Regions from separate parts of the Homo sapiens genome. Here all the other regions are linked to region 3. The links are chromatin contacts, found by Hi-C or POLR2A ChIA-PET in ENCODE. All regions are on one chromosome and are shown on one strand. Each heading gives the region's core, a stretch centred on a gene start or an enhancer-like site at or near the end of the contact. The rest is flanking DNA. Distances are from core to core; before and after follow the strand shown. Region 1 has its middle 27 kb from the start of SFMBT1. Region 2 overlaps SFMBT1 (Scm like with four mbt domains 1). Region 3 overlaps NEK4 (NIMA related kinase 4).

Evidence for each region. A loop is a pair of places that touch in the nucleus more often than their neighbours do. ChIA-PET counts read pairs that join two places held with the same protein, here RNA polymerase II (POLR2A). Pooled maps may share reads with other maps.
Region 1: a loop to region 3 is called in a pooled map, with 2.3 times the contacts of the local background. The contact joins two enhancer-like sites. A Hi-C loop is called at or near these places in 2 of 168 maps with a recorded cell type or tissue (heart left ventricle and prostate gland) and 3 of 50 pooled maps. POLR2A ChIA-PET finds 5 or more read pairs at or near these places in 3 of 52 experiments (A549, WTC11 and activated T-cell).
Region 2: a pooled map shows a loop between it and region 3 (3-fold over the local background). The contact joins two enhancer-like sites. A Hi-C loop is called at or near these places in 1 of 168 maps with a recorded cell type or tissue (upper lobe of right lung) and 2 of 50 pooled maps. POLR2A ChIA-PET finds 5 or more read pairs at or near these places in 3 of 52 experiments (BJ, T-cell and activated CD8-positive, alpha-beta memory T cell).

What each region holds. Positions count from the first base shown.
Region 1 is chr3:53,071,871-53,074,570 of GRCh38, forward strand. It overlaps a transcript of RFT1 not described here. Among named protein-coding and RNA genes, the nearest start is that of SFMBT1, 27 kb to the left of the region's middle. RefSeq lists enhancers at 773-822, 1,063-1,680, 1,173-1,292. Within about 2 kb of position 1,406, at least 31 of the 41 ENCODE cell types and tissues checked have a DNase peak (open chromatin) inside an H3K27ac peak, as active enhancers do.
Region 2 is chr3:52,982,369-52,985,068 of GRCh38, forward strand. The region is part of intron 1 of SFMBT1 (Scm like with four mbt domains 1); the gene reads right to left. Among named protein-coding and RNA genes, the nearest start is that of SFMBT1, 62 kb to the right of the region's middle. Within about 2 kb of position 1,308, at least 8 of the 41 ENCODE cell types and tissues checked have a DNase peak (open chromatin) inside an H3K27ac peak, as active enhancers do.
Region 3 is chr3:52,719,778-52,722,477 of GRCh38, forward strand. All of the region lies in intron 15 of NEK4 (NIMA related kinase 4), which reads right to left. Among named protein-coding and RNA genes, the nearest start is that of SPCS1, 15 kb to the left of the region's middle. Within about 2 kb of position 1,319, at least 5 of the 41 ENCODE cell types and tissues checked have a DNase peak (open chromatin) inside an H3K27ac peak, as active enhancers do.

The sequences.
Region 1 (2,700 bases), core at 156-2,655, 350 kb after region 3:
GTCCTTGCCTCCCGTGACTGCAGGCACAGCCCAGTGAGGGGCAGCAGGGCTGCCAATGGTCCCCTGAATTGGCACCCACTTCCTGGGTTTAGCACCACTGTGGCCTCAAGAGGCCCTAAAGGAGGGTTGTCATGGCATGCACCATGGGTTCCTCACATAGTTCCTCTGGCCCAGGGGAACACGTGTCCTAGAGGCAGCTGCTCCTGGCGTCACTGTTGGTAGGTCCAGATGAAGGACAGGCCTCTGCCTGGGAGTGTCAGGATGCAGAGAGGCTGCCTCATTCCTGCTGCGGCAGCCAGGGTCCCCACACACTCACACTCATGTCAGCGAGGTCACAGGAGGTCGTCTCTACATGAGGCTGTGATAAGGCTGCGTGGGAGCCTGCATGCAGGCTCAGCATCATCCTGCCCGGGCGGGAACCCTGGTCCACCCTTGCTGTAGGACTTCAGTCAAATGACAGCCTCTCTTGACCCTCAGTTTCCCCAACTGCAAAAGTAGCACCCGACAACATGCACTGACCCCCCAGGGCTGCTGGGCGTGCTTGGCTGATGGTTCACTCTCAGAAGTATCTGTCCCTACCCACCTCGTAGGTGCGGTCAGGTGAGTTCTTCTCTGCCTCTGTTTCCACACTGCACCTGGAAGAAGCTGGAGGACCTGCTCTCCTAATTGCTCCTCTACCACTGATGTTGTAAGAAGGGGACACTGACTTGTCACTCTCTGCCAATGTAGGAGCCAGGCACTGTCTCTGTTGGCTCAGGGCTGGGCTCCCAGGAAGTAAAAGCCTAAAGGCTCAGGGAGGCCATTTAAGGTCTAGGGTCCAGTGGACTTTCGGACGCATCGCAGCCTCCGCTGAGCCCTTCTAGCAGGCTTGTGGTGACTGCACCCTGGGGCGGCTGCTCCATTGTTTCCTGTCAGTCCCGCTCATCTGCTCAACAACCCTTTGGAGGAAACACACAGGAGGGTCCTGCCCTCTAGTGGCTGCCGGCGGCCAGGTCTCTCCTCACAGGGCTCCGCCCGCGACCTCAGAGGAGCCCACCGCCCTCTCTGCCTGCTCTAGTGCCTGCCGCACAGCAACAAGCAGGCATTTCCTGGGGGTGAAGCCGAGGCTGGCCCCATGAGCTGACACCCAGCAATCTTCATCTCCGAGCACCTTTGAGTCCTGGGGGGCCCTGCTTCCAGATGTGAGCCCCCAGCCCGTGGGGCTGGGTGGTCCTGGGCTGTGCCACAGGGTTTCAGCCCACCGCGAAGGAGGCCTGACGGTGTCCAGGTCGAGGGCACCTGTGGGCAATGATTGACATAACACTGCAGAGAGAGAGCCTGGTGGGGCACCGGCCTCTGCCCAGGCTGGGTTCCGGGGCCTTCCCCCATGTGCCCACATCCCATGCTTCCCCCGTTACAGCCTCTGCCGTCAGACTGCGCACCAGCATCTGTGGGTGAGGAGAGAACCTGGGCTGGGGCTTGACACAAAAGGGGCTTTGCCTCTGGACACCCCCACCTGTGCCGCAAGTGGAGGGGGCGGGGAAACGGGGAGGAGGGAAAGTAAGCGGAAGTCCCGCCTCTGTGGAAGCGCCTCTGCACCCTTTGTCCCCCAAGGGAAGCACAAGTGTGTGGCCAGTCAGATAAAGCAGGCCTTTCCTTGCCTTTATGGAGCCACGGGCTGAGGCTGGACCAAGGGTCAGTGAGGGGTTCAGGAGGCCCCCTCTGCGCCTCTCTTCCAGGCCCTGAGCCCATCATTCCCTTCGTTGTTAGAGTGAAACTGTGAAGAGCCGCAGCTCTGTGCCGGGCGAAGAGGATTTGGCAGTGAAAAGGATGAGCTTGCCTTGCCCTGGGGGCAACTGGCACCTGGGGTAAGAGGTGGCCGGTGAGAGCCTGAGCCCTCTGGAGAGCAGAGGCCCCGTTGTGCACAGAGCCAGTATACCCAATGCTCGGGGAGCTCCCAACAACCCTACCCAGCCCTGCGGGAGACCACAAAGCTCTAGGGAAGAGCCTGTCCCAGGAAGCACAGGGCTTCGAAGTTCTGACAAGGACATCGGAGTTCCAGGCCCACCCCACACATGCACACACTTCCTGCTTCCAATTAGCACTAATTGGACGACTGGGAAAACCCACAGACCATGAAGCAGAAGCAGTTAGGTCTGCGGGGCCCCGGTGAGGCAGGCCCTGCGAGGGCCCAGGTGAGCCAGGCTCTGGGGGATGGGCCCTGGGGTCTCTGTCTCTCTGAGAGGGGATCAGGTGATCAGGGCCACATCTGCCAGGATCCCTACTGGCCCCTCTGGAAGACGGAAATTGTCCCAGGGCCAGGGCAGAAGCTGGGTGTGGGGGAGCCTGACAAACACCCCCTCTCAGCCTGGCATTTAAGGCTCCCCTAAACCTGGCCCTACCAGCATCCCCCCTCCCAACCTGGTCTCTTTCATTTCTTCTGCTCCTAGTTCTCACTGCCTAAGTCACCCACTGATTAATTCTTTATGTCACTCCATCTATTCATGTATTACGTGTCCAGGAGCCCTCCTGTGGCCAGATCCTGGGACCACAGAGATGGATGTGCCAGGCTTGGCTGGTCAGGTGGACCTTGGAGCCAGGACCTTTTCCAGGGTCCCCAGAGCACTGGATGGTCAGAATCAAAACAGGGCTAAGGCAGGTCCAGGGGAGGGGAGGGTCCTGATGCTCACCTCCTTCCTACTTGAGCAGCCCTCTCTCCTA
Region 2 (2,700 bases), core at 58-2,557, 260 kb after region 3:
GCCAATCACAAAAATCATGAAAGAGGTTGTAGATACGGCCAAAAAGGTCGGAGGTGAAGGGTTAAGATATAGATCATGGGCCGGACGCGGTGGCTCACGCCTGTAATGCCAGCACTTTGGGAGGCTGAGGCGGGCGGATCACTTGAGGTCAGGAGTTCCAGACAGGCCTGGCCAACAAGGTGAAACGTCGTCTCTATTAAAAATACAAAAATTAGCCGGACATGGTGGCATATGCCTGTAATCCCAGCTACTCAGGAGGCTAAGGCAGGAGAATCGCTTGAACCCAGGAGGCGGAGGTTGAAGTAAGCTGAGATCGCGGCACTGCACTCCAGCCTGGGCGACAGAGCAAGACTCCCATCTCAAAAAAAAAAAAAAAAAAAAAAAAGATATAGATCGTGGAGAAATTCAAGAGCTAATAGATAGCACACCAGAGGAATTAACAGAAGACGACTTGATGGAGATGAATAATTCCAAAACCAGTGCCAATAAAGAAGAAGATGTAGAAGAAGCAGTGCCAGAAAATAAATCAACATTGACAATCTGGCAGAAGGGTTTGGATTACTCAGGACTGCTTTTATGACAAGATCCCTCTATGATATGGCACTGAAACTAAAGCAAACAGTGGAAGAGGAGTTGATACCATATAGAAACAGTTTTAGAGGAAGGAAAAAGCAAACATTCAGACAGAAACTATAATGTTATTTCTGAAAAGTTACACCACGTGTACCTGCCCCTCTTGCCTTCCTTTCTGCCTCCTCCCCTCTTCCACCTGTGGCACCCTAAGACAGCAACACCAACCTCTCCTCTTACTCCTCCTCAGCCTACCCAACGTGAAGATGACAAGGATGAAGACCTTTATGATGATCCACTTCCACTCAGTGAAGAGTCAATATTAATATATTTTCTCTTCCTTATGATTTTCTTTGTAACATTTTTTCTCCAGCTTACTCTATTGTAAGAAAACAGTATGTAATATATAACATATAAAATACGTGTTGATTGACTGCTTATGTTATTGTGGTAAGGCTTCTGGTCAACAGTAGGCTATTAGTAAAGTTTTTGAGAAGTCAAAAGTTATATGCAAATCTTCAACTGCGTGTGGGGTCAACACCCCTGTGTTGTTCAAGGGTCAACTATAATATGTATGTTGAATGAAAACAAATGTTAGGAGAAAAAAACTGAACAAGGGAGGAGGACAGGGAGTCCTACTTTTAACAGAGTGATCAAAGCCTTAGTGTTGAGGTAACACAAAACAACACCAGAGGGAAATGAGGAAGTGAGCCATGTGGGTACGTGCGGAAGAATATTCAAGGCAGAAAAACAAAAAGAGCAAAGTCTCTGAAGTGGGAGCTTGTGTGGCGTATTTGAGGCCACAGTGGTTGGAACAAAATGATCACAGCAGAGATGCTAGGAGATGAACTCAGGAAGCTATCAGGGAGTCATATTTTATATGAACTTGCAGGCTGCTGTGAAGATTTTGGCTTTGGGGAAGCCATTGAAGGATTCTGAGCAGAGGAGGAACATAATTTGATTTATCTTTTAAAAGGATCACTCTGCAGCTATGTGAGAAGAAAGCAAGAGCAGAAGCAGGAAGACCAACTAAAAAGACCACAGAATAATCCAAGTGAAAGGTGTTGGTGGCTAGGTCTAGGACAGGAGAAGTGAAAATGTGGAGGAAGATGTAAGATGGATTTGGTGTATGAGAGAAAGAGCAGTATCTGGGCTGACTGAAGTTTCTGGCTTAAGCAACTGGAAGGATAGAACTGCCACTTATGGAAAAAGGGAAGTCTGAAGTAGGAATGGTTTGAGGAAGAAAAATTATGATGAGCTTCAGTGCAAAATAGGGCAATATGATTACTTCCCTCACCACTAAAGGTTTGTTCTTGGAGTTTTCAGGAAAATGTTTTCAATCAACAAAAGTATAATTACTATCTGTGTAGTGTCTCCAATTTATAAGCTTTTTTTCACCCACGATGCTTCATTTGAACATCATAAAAAACTTTTTTAGACAGCAAGAATGGGGCCAATTCTTTTTTTTTTTGCCCCTTGGGAACCTCCTTGTTGGCTTCAATCCCATCTTACATTTCACGTTCTCTAGGTTTACCAATCAGCCTTGAAGGCATTTCCCCATAGCAATTCAGTAATTTATGCTGCCTTGTTTTTTAACATTCCAATTTCAACACCCACATACTTTCCAATACAGGCACTTCAATGACAAATTTTCTAGCTTTCTTTAATGTATGTCTTTCAATAATCTCAGGCATAAATAATCTTTAAAAATTCATACTATAATGAATACTATATTGAATATAGGTAATATATATTATTATAATATATACTGAATACTATACTAAATACTGTGTGTGTGTGTGTGTGTGTGTGTGTGTGTGTGTGTGTGTGTCTATTCATACTATAATGATTCATACTATAATGAGTTTGGAAATATCAGGCTGACCACCCTATAAATCCCTGGTCCACAGTTGGCTAAGTATGACCACTTCGCAGCCCGGCTTCCTTAGCAATTACTGATTAGTACCAGGATATTGAGCACCTCCTCTTTGCCAGATACCAAGACGACTAAATTGCAGTTTTGAAATTATCTTTCACTGTACCAGAATATGTCAAAAGCATTTAAAATCATTCTTTATCCTTATATTATCTTATAGGCTGGAACGGTAGCTCTTCCAGAGTTCAAATATG
Region 3 (2,700 bases), core at 69-2,568:
TAACTGAAAAGAAAAATTCACTAGAGGGGCTCAACAGCATACTTACACTGGCAGAACAATTAGCAAGCTTGGGGACAGACCAACAGAAATTATGCAATCCAAATAATGGAGAAAAAGCTAAAATGAAAAATGAACAGAGACTCAGAGAAATGAAGGGCACCATTAACTGCACCAAATATGTATAAAGAAAACACCAGAAGAGGAGAGACAGGAGCAGAAAAAAGTCCAGGCTTGGTGGCTCACACCTGTAATCCCAGCACTTTGGGAGGCCGAGGTGGGCGAATCACTTGAGGTCAGAAGTAAAAGACCTGCTTGGCCAACATGGTGAACCCCCGTCTCTACTAAAAATACAAAAATTAGCTGGGCGTGGTGGCATATGCCTGTAGTTCTGGGTACTTGGGAGGCTGAAGCAGATGAGTAGCTAGGACTACAGACAGCTAGGACTACAGACACACACCACCATGCCAAGAACCCAGGAGATGGAGGTTGTAGTGAGCTGAGATCGCACCACTGCACTCCAGCCTGGGTGACAGAGCAAGACTCTGTCTCAAAAAAAAGAAAGAAGCAGAAAAAAAAAATTTTAAGAAATAATGCCTGAATACTTTACAAATTTATTGAAAAACATTGATCTACATGTCCAAGAAGCTAAATGAACTTCCAAGTAGGATAAACTCAAAGAGATCCACAGACAGACACATTAAGGTTAAAGTGCTGAAAGTCAAAAACAGAGAAAACCTTGAAAGCAGCAAGATGAAAATAACTCATCAGAAGGCAACACCAATAACATTCACAGCTAACATCTCCTCATAAACAATGGAGGCTAGAAGGCAGAAGGATAACATTTGAAGTGCTCCAAAAAACTGTCAAACAAGAATTCCATATCTAGCAAATCTATCATTCAAAAATAAAAGTGAAATAAGGAAATTCCCAGATAAACAAAAGCAGAGAATGTGTGGCTAGCAGACCCACATTACAGGAAAACGAAGTGAAGTTCATCAAGCTAAAAGGATGAGACCCTACACAATAACTCAAAGCAATGTGAAAACACAAGAGTGCTGGTAAAGGTAATTATAAAACACAATACAAACACATTTTGCCTCTCCTTAACTAATCTGAAAAGCTACTGTATGAAACAATACTATAGAAGATGGCAGAGTAAGAAGCATCAGGAATTCATCTCCTCACTCAAGCAAAAATTGTATCTCTTCACTCAACCAGAAATTGTACTGACAGAATCTCTTTTACGTAACTATTTAAAAACTCTGGATTCTCTTGAAGGCTGGAAACATCTGGCGGAAGTCTTAGAAGCTAAATTGTGGTTCACTTCAGCCCCAAGCACTCTGCACCCAGTGGAGACAGTCATGCTGTTCCTGAAGCAGCTTGCATGCTGCTTGCAAGAACCAGGGTAGGCAATAAGAAACCAGTCCTCCAAGTATCAGGGATCTCTGTACTGATAGCTGATTGCTGCTTCTGATCACTGAAGTACAGATATAGAAGCAGGAAACCAATGTTGCAACCATCACTGACACTGTTGCAAACCTCCCTCCCTCTAGCTGAAGTGACTTCCTGGGGATTTAAAAGGCTGGTGCCTTTATTTCTCCCCACTTTATTTTTTTTCTTTTCCCCCTTTTGGGGGCCATACATTGAAGGAGCAGGATGTTCCAAAGCCACTGGGCACGGTGGCTTATGCCTAGAATCCCAGAACTTTGGGAGGCCAAGGCAGGAGAATTGCTTGAGCCCAGGAGTTCAAGACCCGCCTGGGCAACATAGGGAGACTCTGTCTCTACCAAAAAAAAAAATTTTTTTTAATTAGCTAAGTGTGGTGGGGCACGCCTATTGTCCAAGCTACTAAGGAGGCTGGGACAGGAGAATTGCTTAAGTCCAGGACGCAAAGGCTGCAGTGAGCTGTGATTACACCATTGTACTCCAGCCTGGGTGACAGAGCAAGACCCTGTCTCAAAAAAAAAAAAAAAAAGTAACCACATTTACAGGGGAATTTGGAAAGTTACCATGCATGTACATGCCCAGGGGAAAACACAGATTCAGACATGAGAAGGACCTTAAGTTTATACCTGTGACTAATCCCTGGTGATAGTGACAGGAGGTGGCCAAATACCTAGGCAGATGGGGCAGGTTCCCAGTGAAACCCCACCTTCAAGCCAAATCAGTCCGAAGGCTGAAAGACCAGACTGCTGGTCCTGGATGAAACCTGTGATCCAGAGTGGGAACTTCTGTTCCTCTTTGCTCGCCCTTTCCCAATTGATACTTTCTGAATAATGCCTTTTAACCAATCGAATGTTGCCTTTTCTAATACTACCTACAGCCTACCCCTCCCTTATTCTGAGCCCATAAAAAGCCCTGGACTCAGCCATATTAGGGGGACTTCCCCACCTTAAGGTAGGGGGACCACCCTCGCATCCCCTCTCTGCTGATAGCTGTTTCATCACTCAATAAAATTCTTCTCCACCCTCCTCACCCTTCAACATCCAGCGTATCCTTATTCTTCTTGGGCAAGGTCCGAGAGCTCAGAAACTGCTGAACGTGGGTACAAGCTATAACACAAGTGAGCTGGGGCACACCAGCATGGCTGAGCGAGGCCTGGGTGGGGCATGGCCAGCCAGAGGTCCCTGGCTTGCAAAGTGACTGAGAAGTAAATCCTACATCACTGGCATGGAGGACCCCTAAATTATCACATGATAA